Linked DNA regions of Homo sapiens: region 1 is linked to region 2. The links are chromatin loops, found by intact Hi-C in ENCODE. Cell type or tissue: heart right ventricle. All regions are shown on one strand. Links, peaks and the distances in the headings refer to the core of each region. The heading gives the core; the rest is flanking DNA.

What was found. Peaks named below come from ENCODE experiments on the same cell type or tissue, not always from the same donor. Only the 100,000 strongest peaks of a DNase experiment are listed, where the experiment ranks them.
Region 1: it touches region 2 in a loop (2.8-fold over the local background); 10 of 110 quality-filtered maps call a loop at or near these places.

The regions. Positions count from the first base shown.
Region 1 is chr17:4,621,701-4,630,238 of GRCh38, forward strand. It overlaps LOC105371498 (a long non-coding RNA gene), which reads right to left and starts at 8,210. Exons shown (of 3, transcript XR_001752766.3): 1 at 8,120-8,210; 2 at 5,963-6,107. In heart right ventricle, for the core only: CTCF peaks have their summits at 4,438 (motif pointing left) and 4,639; no DNase peak of the experiment used is centred there.
Region 2 is chr17:4,213,488-4,218,487 of GRCh38, forward strand. ANKFY1 (ankyrin repeat and FYVE domain containing 1) reads right to left here. Exons shown (of 25, transcript NM_001330063.2): 4 at 3,496-3,631. Among named protein-coding and RNA genes, the nearest start is that of ANKFY1, 48 kb to the right of the region's middle. In heart right ventricle, for the core only: a CTCF peak has its summit at 2,034 (motif pointing right); a DNase peak (open chromatin) is centred at 2,034; H3K4me3 peaks cover 470 bases; H3K27ac peaks cover 3,020 bases.

The DNA of each region.
Region 1 (8,538 bases), core at 1,548-6,547, 410 kb after region 2:
TTCAGTAACAGGTGATGGGAACATTGTTCCAACTGTGGTCTCCTCATCTCATTTGACTGCAGCTTCATCCCTCCAGCTGCTCAGGCCATCTTTGATTTCTCTCTTTCTTTCATACCTCGCATTCTGTATGTCAAGGAATATTTGGCTCTGCCTTCAAAATATCCAGAATCCAATCACTTCTCACCACCTCCAATGCTTCCACCCTGGTCCAAGCCACCATCATCCAATGGGGCCATCAGTATGGTCTTTCCCCTGGATCACTGCAGTGGCCTTCTGACTGCAATAGCATCCTACTTCCACCTAGTCCCTCCTACCATTTATTCTCAACACATAGGCAGAATTATTCTGCCAACATGTAAGTCAGATCATGTCACTCTTCGGCACAAAACACTGCAGCAGCTCCCATCTTGCTTACAGTCAATGCCCGAGTCCTCACAATGTCCTGACCCTTCTTGTCTCTCTGACCTCACTGCCTAGTCTCCTGCCCCTCTCCAGTTCTGCCGCAGCCCCACTCTTCTTGTTAGTCCCTGAATGCATTAGGCTCACTTCTACTTTAGGCCCTTTGCATGAGCCATACTCTTCATTTATTCCTGGAATTTATCATTACTTTTTGTTTGTCATTTGCCTATTATTCTATGTGGCAATTGCTCATTTTTTCCCCAAGTGCTTTCATGTTTCTGGATACTATTTTCCGTATCCTCAAATGTGTCATTTTCTTTGATTCCTTGGGTGCCTCACTCCTGGTGCCTGCCATCCTGCTCCCCTCTGGACTGGTAGCTCTCTATCCACTATCATCCTGGCATTTCTCTTCAATGCTGTTCAGCATTGAATCCCATGACTTCTAGTTCCACATTATTTTTTTTAGTTTACTTTCTCATTTTGTGGGTGCACATCCTGCAGTAGCCACTTAAGAGAGGACATACATGTGAGGTAAAATTTGACTCCTTGCATGTCTGAGATGCTTTTATTCCACCTTCCTATTTCATTGATCATCTGGTTACAAGTATTCTCAGCTGAAAATCATTTTCACACAGAAGCTTGAAGGCATTGTTTTCTTTCAGTGTGGCTATTTAGAAGTCCAAGGCTGATACCTGATCTTTCGTATGTTTTTCTCTCTCAGGGAGCTTTAGAAGTCTATTCTTTATTCTGGGTATTCTGAAATTTGTGATGATGCACCTTGGGGTGGGCATTTAGTTGGGCCTCTCAATCTGGAGACTCACATCTTTCAATTTTGTGAAGTGGTATTATTTTTACTCTCACTCTCTCTCCTCTATTTTCTCTTTATAGAATTTCTATTAGCTGGAAATTGGACTTCCTAGAGTGGTCCTCATTCTTATATTTTTTCAATTATTATTATTTTTAAATCTCTGTTTATTTTTGTTCTACTTTATCTTCCACCAAACTTGCTTTTAAATATTTTATTCTTACTCTTCTTTTGAACAATTTCCAAAATTTCATTTTTGTTTTTTCATTAATTCCTTTAAAAGTAACATCCAAAATAGAGAATAAAGCATCTAACTCTTGTTTAATGGATATAACATCTTACTTTACTTTTCTGAAGAAATTATCAGATTTTTTTTTCATTTTTTTTCTACTCCTTCCATCGTCTCTGCTTTCTCCAAATTCCTTTATCCTATTTGTCTGGATCCGTCTCTTCCAAGCTGGAGGCTGTCTTTAAACATTAGGTGATCCTGGGCTGCCTGTTCTTGTCTAAGTGTGACTCACTAAACACAGGAGTGGGAACTCTGAGTGAGTGGGTGAGGCTTGTCCATAGAAGGACTTACAACAAGGTCATTGGATAGCAAACTGGCTTCTTTCTTTTCTTTTTCTTTCTTTCTTTCCTTCCTTCTTTCTTCTTTCTTTTCTTTCTCTCTTTCTCCTTCCTTCCTTCTTTCTTTCTTTCATTCTTTCTTTCTTTCTTTTTATGGGATTTTGCTCTTGTTGCCCAGGCTGGAATGCAATGGTGCAATCTCGGCTCACTGCAACCTCTGCCTCCCCGGTTGAAGTGATTCTCCTGCCTCAGCCTCCTGAGTAGCTGGGATTACAAGCAGGTGCCACCAGGCCTGGCTAATTTTGGTTCTTTTTTTTTTTTTTTTGGTAGAAATGGGGCTTCACCATGTTGGTAAAGCTGGTTGGTAAAGCTGACCTCAGGTGATCCACCTGCCTTGGCCTCCCAAAGTGCTGGGATTACAGGGGTGAGCCACTGCGCCCAGCCCAAACTGGCTTTCAAATTGGGGCAGGACTCCAAGATGTCAGAATGTGGAGGTCTTTTCTCTGGAGCCATTCAGTTATCCAGAGACAATGTGTCAAATCTCCTACTGGCAGTGGGGGTGGGGAGGCAAGCAATGGGTGTAGGAGAGAGCTGGGGTGCACCTGCTGTAGGAGGAGGAAGGGGGTCCATCCTCCCCCTATACAGGCCACGTAGCCCCCCTGTTTTTAGTCCCATGCCTCATGTCCACCTTCTGTAGATTTGGATCTCCCCGTCCTCAGCACCTAGAGTTCTACAAGACCACCCCGCTTCTGCTTATTAGTTTCCTCATCTGCAGGGAGCCAGGTAGTGATCCCCAGCTCTGCCATGTCAGCTCCTGCTCCTCTCCCTTTTCCAGATATTTGTGGGACTCTCTCATCCATGTTCATCTCTTCCCTCATTTTATCTCCTTATGAGTTTATATATTCTTGATTCCTTTATTGCCATTTCAGTGGAGTTTTGGAAGGGGGAAGTGAGCAATCTGCCATGCTTACTCAGAAGTGGGCTGCACTTTAAAAACAAAGTTGGCTGCATTGCTCAAAGATGAGGGAGGGTTTAGGAAAACCAATTCGTGTGCAAGACATGCTTTCTCATGCATATATGTACGCAGGCCTTACATGATGAAACTCCTGTGAGAGGGGCCAGCCTGTGAAATTCCCAGATAGTGAACATAAGCCCCACCTCACTGAATTGCTATGAGGACTAAATGAGCTAACACAAGTAAAATGCTTAGCACAGGGCCTGGCATTTGAATTCTCAAGGGATAGCAGTGATGATTATTCGGATAGTTTTGGGATGAACTTGACTAAGGGCTCTGGGGATTTAGGGGAACTTCTCTCTGTCCTCTTCTGTGGCCTGGAGGAGGAAGCACCTTCTGCAGGCTTCTCCTGGGAACCCCACCAGCTTGTGGATCTCAGAGCTCTTTGGAGTTTGAGAAGGCAATGGGGAAATCCCTCTGGTCTTGGCCACTCTGACACTGCATAATTGGCATAAATGGGGCATCCCAGCTCAGCCTGGAATGTTCTCGTTTCTTGGCATGAACCTGTCTTTTTGCAAACACAGTCACTTTGCGTCTGTCCCATCAGCCGTCTTCCAAAGGTTTCTTCTACCCAGTCCCGCCATACACATCGTTTTCAATATTAAAGTCACTCTTTAATTTGTAACAAAGAGATATGGGTTCTAGTTCTGTCTTTGCCACCAATTGCCTAGAAATAGCTCAAACTTGGGATCTAGATTTGATCTGCCCGGTTTGAATCCCGACTTTGCATCTGCCATCGATGAGCCGTGCGTGTCCCACGGGCAAACACTCAGTCCTCTATGGGCCTTGGTTTAATGAAGATAATAATAGTTCCTAACTCATAGAGCTATCATGGGGCTGAAAGAAATAATCCATGTAAAGCGCCCAGCCTGGTACTCAGAGTTCAGATAAAGCTGGCTGTAAGGATTACTATCTTTCCCAATTTAAACTCTCCCGCAAACTTCGTAGCTCCAGGCACAACTGGAGGTGAGGACTCAGGCATATAAAGCTTTTCCAGGGGCTGAGGCAGAGGAAATGTGATCTCCTGGATTTTGTTTGTAGCTTCTACTAGACCACATAGCAACCGAGCAACATAGCAACGAACGAAAGCAATTCCATTTAATTCCAAGTCAAGCAACTTACTTTTTCAAAAGTATGTCATTCCTACTTGAAAAAACCAATCTTCCTGAGTAGTCATCATGTCATAGAGACAAACACTTTATGGTAAAAATGCGATTTGATTTTGTTTCTGCTCAAACAGGTTCTCATCACAATCTTTTGTTTGTTTGTTTGTTTGTTTGTTTTTTGAGACGGAGTATTGCTCTTGTTGCCCAGGCTGGAGTGCAGTGGCGCGATCTCCGCTCACTGCAACCTCCGCCTCTGGGGTTCAAGCAATTCTCCTGCCTCAGTCTCCCCAGTAGCTGGGATTACAGGCATGCGCCACCAAGCCCGGCTAATTTTTTTGTATTTTTAGCAGAGACGGTGTTTCACCACGTTGGTCAGGCTGGTCTCAAACTCCCAACCTCAGGTGATCCTCCCGCCTCGGCCTCCCAGGGTGCTGAGATTACAGGTGTGAGCCACCGCGCCCGGTGCTCATCACAAATTTTAAAACTGTTCACAAATGTTTTCCTCTGCTCTTCCGAGCCTACTGTTTTATAAACGAGTTACTATACTGCCCTCTCGTGGAACATAATGATTTCTGTGAGTCTAAGTCCGCTTGGATTTTTTTTTTTTTTCTTTTTGAGATGGAGTCTCACTCTGTCACCCAGGCTGGAGTGCAGTGGCACGATCTCAGCTCACTGCAACCTCCACCTCCCGGGTTCAAGTGATTCTCCTGCCTCAGCCTCCTGAGTAGCTGGGATTACAGGCACCTGCCACCATGCCCAGCTAATTTATGTATTTTTAGTAGAGATGGGGTTTCACCATGTTGACCAGGCTGGTCTTGAACTGCTAGCCTCAAGTGATCCACCCGCCTCGGCATCCCAAAGTGCTGGGATTACAGGCATGAGTCACTGCGCCCAGCCATCCTTGCTTAGATTTGAAATAGGACTCCCATTTATAATTTATCATTCATAGTATTAGGCTCATCGGAAAGTATGCTTTATCCACATATTTCACAAAACTCTTTTAAAAATTAATTATGATTTCATTTTCAGTTGTTCGAACTTGGATACTTTATGTTCACTGATTCTGTCTTCCTACAGCGATTCTAGCTGATGGGTATGTCAATTCTGCTCCTCGAGCTTCCTCTGGGTTCAGAGGGCTACTCATAAATTAGTCCACAGCAATTCAGGCATAGTGGGGACAGCAGGCCACAGGCCAATTGTTCTGCAGGGGTTGCGGTTAGAACTCAAGGAAACTGCCTGAAAGCCTCCTTTGTGCCAGCTCCTGTCCAGCCTCACCCTAGCTGGAGGTGCTGATGATCCTAAAGAGGATCACAACATGCCACCCCCAAAATATGCTACCTCGGCAAAAGAATAATTTGAGCTATAGACAATGAAGAAACAACAGATGCAGTAAAAGTTCTCTGTCCTCCCTTATCTGCCTAAATGCAGGACCTAAATTTTGCTTTGAGGAAGATGCCCCTCTGTACCCAGAAGAAAGAGAGTGACTCTTATCACCAGTGACAGGAGTTGCATTGAGAAGAGTCTACATAAACAAACAAATGGAAGAGAGATAACTGTTCTCGTCCATTAATTTCTCCCATATATTCCTAAACACTTTCTTACAGTTTATTACCCCGGAAGCCCAAACATTCTTTTCTTTATTCAGTCACTTCTCTATAACCTATCACCCTTTGCTCAAATAGTATATAATTTCTCAAGTCTAAACACTTATTGGAGTTTTCTACTTCTTTTTGTGAAGCTCCTGTACCCATAAAACATTAACATCCGTAAAATTTGTATCCTTTTTCTCTTGTTAATCTGTGTTCTGTCAGTTTAATTTGCAGGTCCCCAGCAATAGAACATAAGAGAATATGGGATAAAGGTTTCCTCCCCTCTAATCCCAGGTGTGGAGTTGGTCGGCGGAGGGGCAGGAGGAGGGTCAGCAGCCTTCATGCCCCTTTCCAGGAGAGCTTCTTGCAGTTGGTTCGGCTCTTGAAAGTTACTCACCTGCTTCAGCAACTGCAGCTGCTGTACCCGACAAATGGCAAAAGACAAGACACCAACCACACGAGATCCCAGTGCGCACATTACCTGCCTCATCTTGACTTTCAGGTGGCTTTATGTGCCTATGCAGTGTTGCAATGTTAATCCTCAAGGGTGAAATCCAAGCTGGTTTATCCGCAGAGCTACCAGGGCCAGTGGTGATGGTGAGCAACGAGGCACCAAATTTCTTCTCCTAAAATACAGAGGATCTGTTCAACACACTCGCAGTCACAGCACAAAAAGCTATTCTGTATTAGGTCAGCAAAGGAAACCAGTCCAAGTGCAAAGGCAATTTTAGATCTATGTCCTGTTTCCTGTGGAAACGCGAAACTAAAGGGAAGCTCACTGGTAGGACAGAGCGAGCACCCGTGAAGGTGCAGCCTTTTTTAAACTTAAGTTCTGATTCAGCGGCGGGTCCTGCGAATCCATCCTTTAACAAGCATCCCCTGCGGGAGGGGCTCTGATGCAGAGTGTAGGAGGGCTGCCTGTATTCCGAGAAACACTGGATGGTGTCTGCCACGATTCAATAGCAGACATTATTACAGTTATTGGGAGACAACAGGCTGTGCCAAATAGTAAAATAAGAATAAATATATTTACATTTCCCAGGGTTTGGCCCAATCAGACTGCTTGGCTCACATAAATGCCAGCACATAGATATTTGCAAACAATAAACATATGTTTAGCATCCTAAACTCTACTTTGAAATAAAACATTAAGGAAGTCATTATTTATGCAATTAGTAAGCCCATAATTAACACTGAAAACAACAATAATTAACATAATTTTTACTATGCAATACTAATTTTAAAATACCTTTCACAACTCAAGGGATCAGGCAGTTGTTCAAATTTTTGTAGAAGGCCTGGCTTACACCAGCATCCATGACCATCTTCCTTTCTTGGAAACTAGACCTTCAGATCTTATTAATGTGTTTGATAATTTCATCATAAAGAGCAAATACAAATGCGATGTGCAGACATACTCTGCCATAGTGCGAAATCGTTCTTTGTAAAAGTTTGTTCAATACAAACTTTATATGAAAAAAAATTGCCCTTCAAGAAAAAAAAAAAAAGCCCTCAAAAGTTTTTCATGGAAGCCCCTGGTATTTGCATTGGGAAATATGATCCAGTTGAAACATATATTTTTAATTTTTTTGCTCATTAACTTAAAAAAAGATTACTGAATGCCTATTTTGTTACAGATACTCTTCTCAGTGTGGGCCTAGCACCGTCCTTAAAGCAACCTTCAGTGAACATAATATATAGATATATAGATATATAGATATTTTTTTTGAGATGGAGGGTCTCTCTTGTTACCCAGGCTGGAGTGCAATGGCACGATCTCAGCTCACCACAACCTCCACCTCTCGAGTTCAAGCAATTCTGCCTCAGCCTCCCGAGTAGCTGGGATTACAGGCATGCACCACCATGCCCGCCTAATTTTGTATTTTTAGTAGAGATGGGGTTTCTCCACGTTGGTCAGGCTGGTCTTGAACTCCCGGCCTCAGGTGATCCGCCCGCCTTGGTCTCCCAAAGTGCTGGGATTACAGGCGTGAGCCACTGCCCCCAGCCAGGAAATATTATTTTTAAAGTCTGAAATCCAAAATTGCTTTCAAGGTGAATAAAAGGATTTTAAAAGATTGTAATGATTTTATTTCTGTGATGATCATTGAGTGTAAATTTTACATTCTCTATCAGGAAATCCATCTAAGACTTCAATAGAAGTGAAAAAATATATAGTTTTTTAGTCTGTGATTAAGGGGAACTATTTCATGGGATGAGAACTGATATAGGCCAGGCACGGTGGCTCACACCTGGAATCCCAGCACTTTGGGAGGCCGAGGCAGGCGGGTCACCTGAGGTTGAGAGTTCAAAACCAGCCTGGCCAACATGAAATCCCATCTCTACCAAAAATACAAAAAATTAGCTGGGTGTGGTGGCGGGCACCTGTAATCCCAGCTACACGGGAGGCTGAGGCAGGAGAACCCGGGAAGCAGAGGTATCAGTGAGCCAAGATTGCGCCACTGCACTACAGCCTGGGCAACAAAGTGAGACTCCGTCTTAAAAGAAAAATCAGACCAAACATTGCCAGTATGTCTTCTGTAGAATTAAACAGAACCAGAGGCAAGAAGCAACTTTATTCACATTATAAATGAAACACTTTTGTTTTGTGTATACCGTTAGTTTGTTTTAAAATACTCACAGATGATCACATTAAGAAATAAAGGCCGGGTGCGGTGGCTCATGCCTGTAATCCCAGTACTTTGGGAGGCCAAGGCGGGTGGATCACCTGAGGTCAGAAGTTCGAGACCAACTTGGCCAACACAGTGAACCCTTGTCTCTACTAAAAATACAAAAAAATTAGCCGGGCATGGTGGTGGGCACCTGTAATCCCAGCTACTTGGGAGGCTGAGGCAGGAGAATTGCTTGAACCCAGGAGACGGAGGTTGCAGTGAGCTGAGATCGCACCACTGCACTCCAGCCTGGGTGGCAGAGCAAGACTCCGTCTCAAAAAAAAAAAAAAAAAAAAGAAAGAAAATTTCCAAGTTTATTTTCCCCAAATTGTAACATGATACAGAAGTTGAAGTTCATTGAATCCGTTGTTGTACTCATTATGATAAT
Region 2 (5,000 bases), core at 1-5,000:
TAAGTAAGTTACATTAGTAAGTTAAGTTACAATAATAAACAAGAATGTAAGTTACATACAACAGCATTATATTTATTTCTTTTTTTTTTTTTTTTCCAAGATGAAGTCTTACTTTGTCGCCCAGGCTGGAGTGCAGTGGTACGATCTCGGCTCACTGCAACCTCCGCCTCCCAGGTTCATGCGATTCTCCTGTCTCCTGCCTCTGCCTCCCGTGTAGCTGGGACTAAAAGCGCCTGCCACCACGCCCAGCTAATTTTTTGTATTTTTAGTAGAGATGAGGTTTCACCATGTTAGCCAGGATGGTCTCGATCTCCTGACTTCGGGATCCACCCACCTCGGCCTCCCAAAGTGCTGGGATTACAGGTGTGAGCCATCACACCCAGTCAACAGCATTATATTTCTAAGCCTCAGTTTTCTGTACCATTGGTTTCTCCAAACCTGTAGCACACCACAGCAATGTCTGACAAAGTCACTCTAACCTCAGCCATGAAATCAGAGCATTCCAGCAGAAAAAAACCTCTTTTCAGATAGCTTTCAGAAGCTTTTACCATTTTTACAACTAATATTCAATCTGCCTTCCTAACATCCTAACACCAGGCAGCCTAATACACAGTATGATCTCAGGAAGTAATAACTCACATTTGCAGAGCACTTTACAAAGCACCTTTACAGCATTTGCTGAGAACCTGAAAATTCCACTCTCCTCCTTTTCACTGTCAAATGACATTGCACCAAGGGACTCAAATATGTTTCACGAAAGCAGATCTTTTATTAAAGCTGGCAGACATTTCACTGTCACCAATTCTAGGATCTCCAGAGTGCCATTTGCCATTTGGATAGATTATAAATAGTAACTGACATGATTTACGCAACCAAGGAACACGTAATCTTATTTAGAAATTAAGATTCTCGGTTCCTATATTCTCTTTGAAAATAGCAAGACAGACAGACTTTCACCCGAAGGGAATTTTTTAATTATTATTTTTAACTTTAGAGTACAGAAAGGACACAGAGATACAAAAACGATAAACCTAACTTTTTTTTTTTTTTTTTTTGAGATGGACTTTCACTCATATTGCCCAGGCTGGAGCAACAAGGCTCAATCCAGGCTCACCACAACCTCCACCTCCCAGGTTCAAGCGATTCTCCTGCCTCAGCCTCCTGAGTAGCTGGGATTACAGGTGCCCGCCACCACGCCTGGCTAATTTTTTTGTATTTTTAGTAGAGACTGGGTTTCACCATGTTGGTGACTTTTAAAGTATAACATCAAGCATATATTTAAACGTCCCACAAACTGCTGTATAGTTTTCATATCACTCTTGAGTGGATGTGGGAAAAAAAAATTATTGAAAAGAAAAATGACAGAAGGTAAACAATGATTTAGTTACAAATGACTTTTTTCTTTATATCATTCTGTATCCTCCAAATATCATACACCGAACATGTATTATACTTTTGTAAGGAGAAAAAGATTAACTGTCTTTTTTTAGTATACATTAATTATCTCTTTAAAAAGATTAGCCAGGCACGGTAGGTCACGCCTGTAATCCCAGCACTTTGGGAGGCTGAGGCGGGCGGATCACCTGAGGCTAGGAGTTTGAGACTAACCTGGCCAACATGGCAAAACCCCGTCTCTACTAAAAATACAAAAATTAGCTGGGCGTGGTGGCAGTCGTCTGTAATCCCAGCTACTCAGGAGGCTGAGGCAGGAGAATCGCTTGAATCGGGAGGCGGAGGTTGCAGTGAGCCAAGACTGTGCCATTGCACTCCAGCCAGGGTGACACAGTGAGGCTGTCTTCTAAAAAAAAAAAAAAAAAATTAAGAGTATTTTCTTCAGTGTGCCCTCCGTGGTAGAAAAAAAAAGAAAAGATTTTCCTGATGCTTACTATAAAAACTTCCTTTTCATCAAATCAGTGCTAGCATTCCAAAACCGGCGAGATCCCCACATTACAAAAAGAGCAACGGCTGCTTCACACTGAACCGCACCCGTCGCTAGCACCCTTTCATTATCTCAAGCATGTAATTCCTTCCAAGGACAGCAGGGGGCACTCTGTGACCCTTTAAAAGCCAACCCTTGACTCCACTCCCGGTGTCTTCCACTCCAGCTCTTAAGAAAGCCATGACAGATAATAACTCGATACTCATATCTAACAATACAAAATTAAGCATCTGGTAATGTTGACAGTTATGAAGCCTACTCGGTCAACAAACAACAAACAGTTTAATTAAAGAATCCATTACACAGATTACAATTATCTCAACTACTCCAACCCCAAGACATTTTTACAAAAGCAATTTAATTTACATAAGCAAGTCTGACAAGGTCAACAGGAGAAAGCTCAGGAAGTCTGGAAAACATATAAAGACATAAATCATACTCAATCTAATTAAAATCAGTCTGATTTCACTATCACCAAAACTCCTCACCAAAACAAACAAACAAACAAATGAAAGAAACAGTTAACTGAATGTCCTCAATAATCAAATCAGCTTTGCTAATAGCCTAATGCTGTATGCACCTATAGACTGTGGACCTGCTTTTGTTTTTTATTTATAGGATTTAGATATTAAAATGCACTCAAACCCACATCAATAACAGACAGGAGTAAGCCGTCCACTGATTTCATGTGGGGCACAGTGAGCCCTCCTGGGAAAACACCAGCCCATGACGAAAACAGCAAGCAGCTCTAGGCAGCAAAGTCTCTCTAGGGAAAACACAGCAATAGGTGGAGTGCCTCCTGATGACTGAAACCATCCCTTCACTCACCCAGGAGAAAAGCCATTACTTTATGCACCCAAGGGAATACAAAGATCACTAAATGCTGTAAAAAGCCACTCCATCAGCAAGCTGATTACCAAGAGCCACAGCTCCAATAGAAAGACGCTCCCGGACATCTCGTCTGACATTATTTAGTGAACGTTTTGTTTTCTGTTGTTCTAAAATGCCAACTTGGGAGAGCAACAGAGAAAATGTAATATAAAAACACAGCATGCTATCTCCTTGACAACCTAAAATGCAGTAACTTAAATGAAGTGAGATCTCTGGAACACTGGCTATGACACTTATTTGGACAATATTTTCACATATTCATTTAGGCACTCATTGTTTCCAACAAAGAGACTATGACTAAGGATTTCATTCAACTTGATATATCAGAAAATAGAGTAAAATGTCAAGGGAAACAGAAAGGGAAGGAAAGCTGAAAGTTTGGACATTGGATTATATTATTTCATATTTAATTTTTCAGTTTATACGATTATGTAATTTCAGGTAACAGACCAGTGAAAGAAAAGAGAATAGCAAAAGCTTTAGCAAAATTTAGCTACAAGATAACACAAAGCAAGGGAGGTAACATCTGTCCCCAGCATCGCCTTTAAAGGAACACCTTGCCAAGTTATTTACATTAGCAGAAGAAGCTGTTTTCCCAGAGCTCGGCATAATTAAAGCTCAGCCACCACCATCTGAGGTGCTTGAATATATCTGCTGTGACTTGCCTCTCCCTGAGGAGCTGTAGCTGAAACCGATTTGCTAGTTTCATCAGTTCAGTCAGGAACACATCATCCTCTCTGAACTCCAGCTCATCTGTATAGATCCAGCGAAGCATTGTCATCGTCACCTCAGGATTAGCATCTGGTTAAAGAAAGAGAGAACAACTGAAAAAGCATAGAATGACATGCTTAGACTTTCTCAAGGGATCCCTAAAATTTGAGGCTAATAAAGTAAATGACAGTATACCCAACTTAAAGGAATATTACACAGTCATTAAAAATGGGGACTCGGCCGGGTGCAGTGGCTCACGCCTGTAATCCCAGCACTTTGGGAGGCTGAGGCGGGCAGATCACGAAGTCAGGAGTTCGAGACCAGCCTGACCAACATGCTGAAACCCCATGTCTACTAAAAATACAAAAAAAATTAGCCGGGCCTGGTGGCGTGCACCTGTAATCCCAGCTACTCGGGCTGAGGCAGGAGAATCGCTTGAACCCGGGAGACGGAGGTTGCAGTGAGCAGAGATTGAGCCACTGCACTCCAGCCTGGGTGACAGAGGGAGACTCCGTCTCAAAAAAAAGGTGACTCAGCAGTCTGGGCAACATCTGACTAAACTTTCGCAGTGGGCAGTGAGTGAGGAAATAAACCTACTAAAGATATGTCGAATAAATTGGGGAAAATATTTGAAACATATGACAAAGAATTAACATTATTTTTTTTTTCTTTTTGAGACAGGGTCTCACTACGTCACCCAGGCTGGAATGCAGTGGCACAATCATGCCTCACTGAAGCCTCGAACTCCCTGGGCTCAAGTGGTCCTTACACCTCAGCCTCCCGAGTAGCTGGGACCGCAGGTGCATGCTAGCATACCAGGTTAATTTTTGTATTTTTTGCAGAGACGGTTTCACCATGTTGCCCAGGCTGGTCTCGAAATCCTGGGCTCAAAGAATCCAACTGCCTCGGCCTCCTAAAGCATTAGGATTACAGGCGTGAGCCGCTTCACCCAGCCTGAGTTAACATTCTTTATGATAAAAAGACCTTACAAATAAAAATAAAAAGACGGATACCCAATGGAAAAATGGGCAATGGATACAAATAGGTAATTCACAAAGATAAATAATGGCTAGTAAACCTTACTGATAACCAAATACAAACTGAAATCAGAGTACATTTTTTTATCTCTCAGACTAGCAAAGATTTTTTAAAGAACATAACCTTTCACACAGCAACTACATATGTAGACATTATCCAAAGAAAATAACTGGACAGATAAAGAAAAATGTACTAAGATGCTCAGCACAATATTATTAATGAAGAACTAGAACAAAAATCGTAAGAGTCCAACAATGGAGAACTAATTAAATAAATTACAATATACATACACACTGAACAAATGCAATGAAAACTAGATAGATATATATTCAACATAAGATATTTACTACATAGGCTTTTTGAAAAGTAGGCTAAAAATACTTGTATAAGATCTCATTGGCTGGGTACAGTGGCTCACGCC